2 separate regions of the Homo sapiens genome follow, and region 1 is linked to region 2. A link is an interaction called in ENCODE POLR2A ChIA-PET data of the cell type or tissue named here. Cell type or tissue: MCF 10A. All regions are shown on one strand. Each heading gives the region's core, and the rest is flanking DNA. Links, peaks and the distances in the headings are about the cores only.

Region 1 (5,385 bases), core at 104-5,103, 90 kb before region 2:
CTCACTGTGTTGCCTAGGCTGTTCTAAAACTCCTGGGCTCGAGCAGTCCTCCTACCTCAGCCTCCCAAGTAGCTGGGATTATAGGTGTGCACCACTGCACCTGGTTCCTGAAAGTTTCTTTTATTAAAAAAAAAAAATCTAACAATTGACTTGCTAATATTAAATGAATGTTTACAATAAAAAATGTTATTTGCCCCTATTGAAAATAATGTATTGAAATCAGTGTGTTCTAGGTCAGTGGCTTCAAAGACTCCAGTTGGATTCATTGGACTGGGCAACATGGGGAATCCAATGGCAAAAAATCTCATGAAACATGGCTATCCACTTATTATTTATGATGTGTTCCCTGATGCCTGCAAAGAGTTTCAAGATGCAGGTGAACAGGTAAGACCTTTTCTTTAGATTTGTTTTAGATTTTGAGAATGAAAAATGAATATACATTCAAATAAGTGACAGCTTCTTAGAAGTATACCCAATGGAGTTGTAAACCTAATTCAGTGTTAATTTTATATATATGTAATCATTCATCCAACATCCAGATTTGCAGTAAAGGAGAGTTCTCGTTAGACATTCAGGGGTATCTATTCTTTGGCAGGTGACTTGGAACATTTTGCACATTTGGTCAGAGGGCCTTGTTTTAGCTCTGTATCAGTTTTCTGAGATAGTAACTTTACTGATTGTGCTGTTAAAGTAGTTAGTTTGGTGGAAATAACCTCCTGTGTTATTAAAAGCACATATGTCTTTAAAACAAGAGTAGGCTTAGAGATATAAAGCTTAGTTTGAGTTGAAGCTCAGATACATGCTTTCTTACTGGGGGCAAGTTACATCACTTCTGCTGATTTCCTCATTCTTAAAATGTGAACGATGACAACCTATGCCATTAGGTTGTGAAGCTCAAATGAGAGAATGTATGTGAACATACTTTGAAAACATCATATGGCAGCACTTTGTGAATAATTATTAGTTATTGGCCATAAACCAGGAGACAGCCTAAAAACACTATGTCCTATAATGAAGAGTTGAGTTATAGTGGATCTCTAGTGTTTTTAGGCTATCATTCATGTTTAAAGAATTTTGGTACCAGAGTTTATCATGTTGGATGATAACATCTGCTGGTTAAGTCTTGAGTTGTTTGGATTTGTTAAACTTTATCAATAACTCAAATTACAGGAGACCATGTATCAGTATCCGAATATAGTTTGTTTTTTCTAGATATGAGGGAAATTCTTCTTGGTCAAGTTGTAGAGTGGTAACTGAGGATAGTGTGTGATCCCAGAACAGAGAATACTAAAAAATTCCTGAGAAAAAGGTGAGAAAAAAATTACACAGCCAGCTTCTAGATAATAGACTTGAAAGTAAATACTGAAAAATGCTATACCTAGTTACAGAACAGCTTTAGGTAACTTAGAAGCCATTTTCAGAACTATATATCTGAATCTTTTTCCTTTCCATGGTTTTTGTGCCATATGGAAATTGCAGCAGTATAGTGTGAGGATGGAAGTATGACTTTGGAACTTTTCAGGGTAGTGTTGTGGCTGCTTCTGCCTGTTCAGTCTCTGAATACGGATATTACACTCCCAGTATAGCAGGCTTACAGGCTTAATTAATGTAGGGACTTAGTAGCCTTGTTGGAGAGATTTGATCAGTCGTATAGTAGAGAATCTGGGAAAGGCGGCCTTTTACCATCTTCAGAGATGGTGAGCATTTCAAGTTGATATTCAGTCTGAGATGAACCAATTAGTAGTTATTTTGAGGAGACAGTTATTACTTTTTGGGATAACACATCTATTTGGTATTGCCATTTTACAGTGGTTTATCTGTTAGTAAGAGTAACAAGGGTACTTGATCTCTAAACAGAGGAAATATCTTCAATTAAAAACAGAATTTAACCAAAGAGTGGGGTAGGAATTGAATGGGGACTATTACCCTAGACTGGCAAAGCAGAAGCTTGTGACCTTTTACGTTGTTACAGACACAGGTACTCTTCCCTCTATGCCTGTAGTACTTCCAGCTTGTATGTGGAACGACTGTAATGATCATCACTGCTTTGTGACTCTCTCCTGCTTTTTCCCAGAATTCTAGAGCTTTCTGATGCTCTGCCTGAATTACCTCATACTCTGAAGTTACCAGGCTTACCTCTGTTTCCCAACAAGTTTCTTATTTCTTTAGTGTTGCTAATTTTAGGTAGGTATGAAGGAAGGCTGCCTTAAGAATAAGGCTTATCCCTGCATGAAGGAGATATTTATGTTTTGAAAGGGAGAGAAAAGAATCTAATACAGTATTTAGTGAGCACCTACTATGTGTCAGGTCTTTTGCTAAATATTTTGTATGTATTATCTCATTTTATCTTTGCAACAGAAGTGCTATCAAGAAGCCAATGCTTGGAGAAGCTAAATAATATCCCTAATGTTATATAGTGGTTCTTATTATCTGCAGTTTCACTTTCTACGATTTCAGTTACCTATGGTCAAATGTGGTCTGAAAATGTTAAGTACAAAATTCAAGAAATAAACAATTTATAAGTTTTAAATTGCATGCCGTTCTGAGTAGCATGATGAAATCTTGTGCTGTCCAGCTCTGTCCCAACCTGGATGTGAATCATCCCTTTGTCCAGCGTCTCCATGCTGCAGACACTCCCTGGCCCATTAGTCACTTACTAGCCGCCTCAGTGATCGGGTGTTGTGATATCGCGTGCTTATTTTCAGGTAACCCTTATTTTATTTCATAATGGTCCAAAGCGCAAGAGTAGTGTTGCTCGCATATTGTTATAATTGTTCTATTTTATTGTTGTTGTTAATTTCTTACTGTGACTAATTTATAAATTAAACTTTATCATAGGAGTGTATATATAAAGAAAAACTGGCTGGGCGCAGTGTCTTGTGCCTATAATCCCAGCATTTTGGGAGGCCAAGGCAGGCGGATCACCTGAGGCCAGGAGTTCAAGACCAGCCTGGCCAATGTGGCGAAACCCCGGCTCTACTAAAAATACAAAAATTAGCCAGGCGCGGTGGCGTGTGTCTGTGGTTTCAGCTACTTGGGAGGCTGAGACATGAGAATCGCTTGAGTCCAGGAGGCGGAGGTTGCAATAAGCCGAGATTGCACCACTGCAGTCCAGCCTGGATGACAGAGGGAGACTCTGTCTCAAAAAAAAAAAAAAAAAAAAAAAATGCTGGGCGTGGTTGTGTGTGCCTGTAGTCCCAGCTACTTGGGAGGCTGAGGTGGGAGGATTACTTGAGCCTAGGAGGTTGAGGCTGCAGTGAGCTGTGTGCTCCAGCCTGGGTGATGGAGTGAGACCTTGCCTTAAAAAGAAAAAAAAACAAACCAGAAAACATAGTCTATATGTTTATATAACATAGTCTGTATAGGATTTGGTACTGTCTGTGGTTTCAGGCATCCACTGGGAGTCTTGGAATGTATACCTCTCAGAGGAGGGGTTACCACTGTGTAGTGAATGAATAGCAAGAGCCAATGTCTAAACAAAGGTCTTTGACTTCGGAGTTTTGGTTCTTTTTGAAATTAATGTGAAAGACATTTTTGAGTGTGTGTATGTGACATCTGTGTTGATGATTCTGAAATGTAGCTACCTGTTAACCTATTTATAAACTAGATTGCTGGAAAATAAGGTGCCTAGATCAGTCAAGCCACTGATCATTGGTCTCCCTTGCCTTCTCTTGTGTGGTTCTGTACCCACGGAGTTACAATTTAATAATATTTATCTATTGTATGGGTTGTTTAGTGGGTTGAATAGTGGCCCACCTCCCCAACCCCCAAAGATGTCCTATAAAATTGTTAGGAGAAAACACAGAGGTAAATCTTTATGACTTTGGATTTGGCGAAGGATTCTTAGATATGACACCAAGAGCATGAGCAACAAAATGATAAATAGGTAAATTGGACTTTATCAAAATTAAAAACTTGTGCTCCAGAGAACACCATCAATAAAGTGAAAAACAATTCACAGAATGGGATAAAATATTTGCAAATCATATATCTGATAAGGAATTTGTATCTAGAATATATGAAGAAGTCTTACAACGCCAGCATAAGACAAGTAACTCAATTAAATGGGCAAAGGATTTTAATAGACATTTCTCCCAGGAAGATATATGAATGACCCAGTAAACATGTGAAAAGATGCTCAACATCATTAGGCATCGTAGAAACATAGTCAGAACAGCCGGGTGAGGTGGCTTATGCCTGTAATCCCAACAGTTTGGGAGGCCGAGGCAGGTGGATCACTTGAGGTCAGGAGTTCAAGACCAGCCTGGCCAACATGGTGAAACCCTGTCTTTACTAAAAATGCAAAAAAAATTAGCCAAGTGTGGTGGTGTGCACCTGTAATACCAGCTACTCAGGAGGCTGAGGTGGGAGAATTGCTTGAACCCAGGAGGTGGAGGTTGCAGTGAGCCGAGATTGCCACCACTGCACTCCAGCCTGGGCGACAGAGTAAGACTCTGTCTCAAAAAAAAAAAAAAAAAAAAAAAAAAATCAAAACCATGAGACACACCCACTAGAATCTAGATTAAAAAGTTAGATAACAATGTGTTTGTGAGGTTGTAGAAAAGTTGGAGCCCTCATACACTGCTAGTGGAAATGTAAAATGGTACAGCCACTTTGGGAAAGAGTTTGGGAGTTCCTCAAATAATTAAAAGTTTAGAATTATGCCATGACCCAGCAATTTCACACCTAGCTATATACCCAAGAGAAATAAAAAATTTGTATCCACACGGAAACATGTATTTAGCAACATTATTCATCATCACGAAAAAGTGGAAACAACGCAAAAATCTATCAGCGGATAGAATGTCCAAACAAAATGTGTTATATCCATACAATGATGATTATTCAGTAATAAAAAGAAATGAAGTACTAATATTTGCTGCAACATTGATAAACCTTGAAAGCATGCTGCGTGAAGGAAGCCAGTCACAAAAAACCACATACTATAGACTTTTCCTGAAAGTCCAGAATAAGGAAGTCTATATAGAGACACAAAGTAGATCAGTGGTTGCTTAGCGCTGGGGAAGAGGGAAAGTTGGGCATAGAGGAATGATAGCTAATGCGTATAAGATTTCTGATTTTTTTTTTTTTTTTAAATGGAGTCTCACTCTGTCACCAGGCTGGAGTGCAGTGGTGCGATCTTGGCCTACTGCAACCTCCACCTCCTGGGTTCGAGTGATTCTTCTGCCTCAGCCTCCCGAGTAGCTGTGACTACAGGCACGCGCCACCACGCCCAGCTAATTTTTTTTTTTTTTTTGAGATGGAGTCTTGCTCTGTCGCTCAGGCTGGAGTGCAGTGGCGCAATCTTGGCTCACTGCAACCTCCGCCTCCCAGGTTCAAGCAATTCTCCTGTCTCAGACTCCTGAGTAGCTGGGATTACAGGCA
Region 2 (5,385 bases), core at 191-5,190:
ACAGTGATGCTTAGTTTAATAGAATACTACAAATAGAGAATATACTTTCTTATCACATTTCCATGGGGAGAACTGGCCACAGATAAAACGTTTAAAGATTCAGAAATAGAAAATCCTGTCATATTCCCTAATCACAAGGGCATATATAGTTTTTGTGATTCCCTACTCATAGGGTTTTTTTGTTATTGTTGTTTTTTGAGACAGAGTCTTGCTCTGTCACCTAGGCTGGGCTGCTCTGCAGTGGAGTGATCATACCTCACTGCAGCCTCAACCTCCTGGGCTCAAGTGATGCTTCTGCTTCAGCCTCCTAAGAAGCTGGGACTGTAGGTTTGGGCCACCACACCTGGCTAATTTTCTTTATTTTTTAAATTTTTTCTAGAGATGAGATCTTGCTTTTTTGCTTAAGCTGGTCTCGAACTCCTGGCCTCAAGCAATCCCCCTGCCTTGGTCTCATAAAATGCTGACATTATAGGCATGAGCCACTGTGCCCAGCCTAAATACAGTTTTAAGCTGTGGTTTTGGGTTGATTTGTGGGCTCCCAAAATTCATATGTTGAAATCCTTAACCCAAGTATCTCAGAATATGACCATCTTGGAGATACGGTCCTCACAAAGGTAATGAAGTTAAAGTGAGGTCATTAAGGTGGGCCTTAATTTAATATGATTGTTCTCCTTACAAAAAGGGGAAATTTAGACACACACATAAAAGGAAGATGATGGGAAGACACAGGGAGAAAACAGTCATCCACAAACCAAAGAGAAAATCCTGAAACAGATCCTTCCCTCACAGCCATCCAAAGGAACCAATCCTGCCAACACCTTAATCTGAGACTTCTAGCCTCCAGGACTGTCAGACAGTAAATTTCTGTTGTTTAAGCCACCCAGTTTGTGGTACTTTGTTATGATGGCCCTGGCAAACTAATACAGCTACCATTTCAAACTTGAAAATATTCTGCTGGATAGTTTTAAGATCAGAGAAGTTTTAAGCTAAAATAAATGAAAATGAGAACATTTTACATAAAAAATATGAGGGCTCCTCCTTTCCTGAATGCGATTTGGCCCCCTTATAAAGCTAAAACTGTGGAAGAGATTTTATAGACTAAATGCTTGTGTTTTGTTTTGTTTTTGTTTTTTGTTTTTGAGACTGGGTCTTGCTCTGTGGTCCAGGCTGGAGTGCTGGAGTGAATATGGCTCACTACAGCCTCAACCTCCTGGACTCAAGCAATCCTCTTGCCTCAGCCTCCTATGTAGCTGGGACCGCAGGTGGATTGCTTGAGCTTAGGAGTTTGAGACCAACTGGCAAATGGCAAGACGCCATCTCTACAAAAAAATACAAAAAAGTAGCTGGGTGTGGTCATGCCTGTCTGTGGTCCCAGCTATTTGGGAGGCTGAGGTGGGAGGATTGCTCGAGCCTGGGAGTTGGAGGTTGCAGTGAGTCGAGATTGTACCACCACACTCCAGCCAGGGTGACCGAGCGAGACCCTGTCCCCCCAAAAAATGGAAAATAAGCAGATCCTCTAAAACTCAATAAACTAGAATAAAACAAATATAAATCTATTTAAATAAGAAGAGAAATGTGACAAATGTGGTAATTGGAATTAATTAGGAAATTAGTTAACAACAAGAAAAATAGAGTCATTGAATAAAACCAAGAACTGGTCTTTCAGAAGACAAATCTTTAAGAAGTTTCACCAAGAAAAATAGAAACCATAAGCATCAAGAATAAGATAAGAGATTGCACACAGATATGGATGAAATAAGGAATTATAAGTTTGTGGGCAGAAAAATGGAAAGTCCAGAAGAAATAGGTGATTTTCTAGAAAAAAATGTTACCAAAATTGATTCAAGAAGAGGTAAACACATGAGTAAACTTCCAACGACCAGAGATATTCAGACAGCCATTACTAAGAAGGAACAAAGTAAAGATGGTTTTAAAAGACAAATCTTATGTAGTCTTCAAGTAATACTTAGTTCTTGTATATTGTGCTACGGTTTGAATGTGTCCTCTCCAAAATTCAGGTGTTAATACTTACTGGCCAATGTAAAGATATTAAGAGGTGGGGTCTTTAAGAGGTGATTAGGTCATGAGGGTTCCTCCTTTCCTGAATGGGATTAGGCCCCCTTATAAGAAGCTTAATGGAGGGATTTTGTTCTGCTTGCCCTTCTGTCTTCTGCCATGTGAAGACACAATGTTCCTCCCCTCTGGAGGGGATACAGCAACAAGCTGCCATCTTGGAAACAGAGAGCAGCCCTCACCAGACAACTGAACCTGTTGGTGCCTTGATCTTGGACTTCCCAGCCTCCAAAACTGTGAAAAAATACATTTCTGCTCTTTATAAATTTCCCAGTCTGTGATATTCTGTGATAGGAGCACAAAACAGACTAAGACAATATGTAACTATATAATATAGTTTAATATTATTCTTGGTTCTGAGGTCTAGAATAGTACTTAACAAATTTAACAAGAAATGTGTAAGACCTATATGAGGAAGATGACAAAACTATAAAGGCAAAATAAGATCTGAATAAATGGAGACACCACTTATCTGCTTGGAAAAGCATGTAAACATGTCCATTCTCTTGAGATAATATATAAATTGTAATGCAAAACCGTGTTATTTCTTAAAAAAAAAACCTTAAGCTCATCTGGGAGAATAAGTAAATAAAAAATGCCAATTTTTTTTTTTTTCCTTTTTAGACAGGGTCTCACTCTGTTGTTCAGGCTGGAGTGCAGTGGTGTGAACATGCCTCGCTATAGCCTCAACCTCCTAGGCTCAAGTGATCCTCCTGCCTCAGCCTCCTGAGTAGCTAGGACCACAGGCATGTGTTACCATGTTCAGCTAATTTTAAAAATTTTTGTCAAGACAGGGTCTCACCATGTTGCACAGGCAGGTTTCCTGGGCTCAGGCTCTATCCTCTTCTATCCTCCTTTATCCTCTATCCTCCTGCCTTGGCCTCCCAAATATTATAGGCACCTGCCCAAAAAAATTTTTTAATAAGACAATTAGGACTCCATAAATATCAGAACACAGTATAAAGTTACAGTGATTAAAACAGCATCATATTTGTTCAAGAACAGACAGACTGGGAGACAGAGTTAAGTCCCCAAACAGACCTTTGTATGTATAGGTACTTAGAATCTGAGTAAGGCAATCAGATCAGTGGGGAAATGAATTCTTTAATAAATTGTGTTAGGACAATTCATTGTGGGGAGCAGATCCCTACTTCACCCCATACACTGAAAATAAATAGCAGATGGATTAAATAACTGATTGTTTTAAAAAATGTGTAAGAAGGCCAAAGAAATGTCTAAGAGAATTCTTTCAAAATCTTAGAATGAGGAAAACCTTCTGAAGCAAGACAAATAATAAAAAACCATTAAAAAATTAACAGATCCAAGAATTGAAAACACACACACATCTTTGTGACAAAAAGAAAAGTTAAAAGGCAACAACAGACTGAGGGAAATTATTTGCAAAATATATAACAGAGTAGACATAAAATCTATAATTAACAAGAAAAAGACCAAGAATCAGGAGAAAAGTAAAGAAACATGATAGGCAGTTTACTGAAGAGGAAACCCAGTGAACTATGTAAAAAGATACTCGACTTTTCTAGAGGACACAGAATGACTATCGTGTATCAAGCATTGCTTATGTAGTCTTTCACAGTCCTGTCGAAGCAGATATTATTAACAAGTGAGAAAACTGAGTCTTAGAATTAGTAACTTATGGTGGACGTTTTTTCAAATACTGTAATTTATCAAAGTGGAATGTTTTTTGCATTAAGTTAAAATCCTTTCTGTATTCTCTAATTCACGACTATCTTTAAATTTTGTTTTCAGAATACACTTGAAGGTGTTTATTTAGTATGCCCCTTGAAGAGAAAGGGCAAGGAAAGAAATGCAGTTGGCTACCCTTGATCATGTGACCCTAACAGGTTAAGCTTTCAGGACACACACTTGCATGCATATATATTTGACTTGAGAAGATAGACATGATTTTTACGAGGATTTGTTTCTGTTCTACTTTGGCAAATACTGCATGAATCATGTCTCTAGATTTTGACTGGCTGGGTACTTTTTTTATATGCCTGAACTTCTTGACATAGTATTGAATTGTCTTTCAAGTGATCCAAATAAATAATACATATCTATACATTTATATCACTGTAAATTTGGAAATGCTGCCATAAGTGGGTAATGGTAACATCATAACTGAATGGACATGCAGGAGACCAATTTGGGGTCTATTTGAGGAGAGGGTAGGGGGACAAAAGGTGTTTGGACATGTTGAATTCATTGTGCTTCTGAGGGCCAGTAGTAAGAATTAGCTGATAGATAGTTGAAATTTTGACTCTAGACTTGGAACTGACAAGTTGAGTCTTGTCTTTGTACTCAGTGTTCTACTGAAACAAGTTGTATGTAGTCAGGAGGTGGGTTGTATTAAGGGCTGAGGAGGGAGAAGGCCATTATCCATAATAGGTTTATGTATTTGGCTTAGTCTTTATTTAAAAAAAAAAAAAAAAAAAAAGTAGAGCAAGAAATGTTCCTTTTGCTGTGATTGGTTCTCATGAAACCGGAAGAACAGTTCTCCCCACTTAAATTACCACCATTAAGCAGTGGTTGCCTTTATCACATATACAGAATTCTGTAAAAATTTTATTCCAAGGTTTTAGTCCTTGAAGTAGACCAAAAATAAAATAATTTTTAAACTACTTCCCAGAGGAGTGTTTTTCTGCTCAATAAGGAAACAGTCACATGGCATTCAAACTCTATACAAGCAGTACTGTGTCCTTTGTCCTCACGCAAATCTGGTTAGTTACCTTTCCTTAATGTTATGTTAATGCACCATCAGAAATGGTTGCAAAAGGCTATGCATTGGCTGAGGGGCTACCAAGAATGGCAGAGTGGACCATACTCAACTCATTGTAGGAGTTGGCACCCTCTTCAACTGTACCCCAACCCCAAAATATGAGAGTCCACATTTTCAAGGGATTTTCACATGAAAGAGATAATTCCTGGTTAGCCAAGTGTAGCTTATTAGCACAGCCTTCTCTTAATCTTTAGTTTTCTGCTGTCCCCAGTTTTCTACTGTTTGCTGCCGGGTTATCATCTTGCCTTTTGCTTATTTCTTCTTACTCTCTTCCCTCTCTCCTCTGACAGCCATTACTTCTGTATACCTACCCTCAAAGTTATAACAGAACTCATGTGAATAATCAGTTCTCTTTAAAATAGAGGGCACATGATTATTATGCCTGTTTTTCTTCTCAAGCAAACTAGACAGGGAATAGGGATGGGAGGATACCCAGAAGGGTGTGGTATTGGTGGTAATTGGATTACTGAGAATTTGGTTATTGGCCTTGTTTTACTTTGTGATTGTTAATG

The links. ChIA-PET counts read pairs that join two places held together with the same protein. Peaks named below come from ENCODE experiments on the same cell type or tissue, not always from the same donor. Only the 100,000 strongest peaks of a DNase experiment are listed, where the experiment ranks them.
Region 1: POLR2A ChIA-PET joins it to region 2 with 5 read pairs; 2 of 35 experiments call an interaction of 5 or more read pairs at or near these places.

What each region holds. Positions count from the first base shown.
Region 1 is chr7:27,644,472-27,649,856 of GRCh38, reverse strand. HIBADH (3-hydroxyisobutyrate dehydrogenase) reads left to right here. Exons shown (of 8, transcript NM_152740.4): 2 at 224-384. It overlaps LOC105375211 (a long non-coding RNA gene), which reads right to left and starts at 2,011. Exons shown (of 3, transcript XR_007060268.1): 1 at 1,927-2,011. In MCF 10A, for the core only: no CTCF peak of the experiment used is centred there; DNase peaks (open chromatin) are centred at 2,626 and 3,066.
Region 2 is chr7:27,554,449-27,559,833 of GRCh38, reverse strand. All of the region lies in intron 4 of HIBADH (3-hydroxyisobutyrate dehydrogenase), which reads left to right. Among named protein-coding and RNA genes, the nearest start is that of TSL, 59 kb to the left of the region's middle. In MCF 10A, for the core only: no CTCF peak of the experiment used is centred there; no DNase peak of the experiment used is centred there.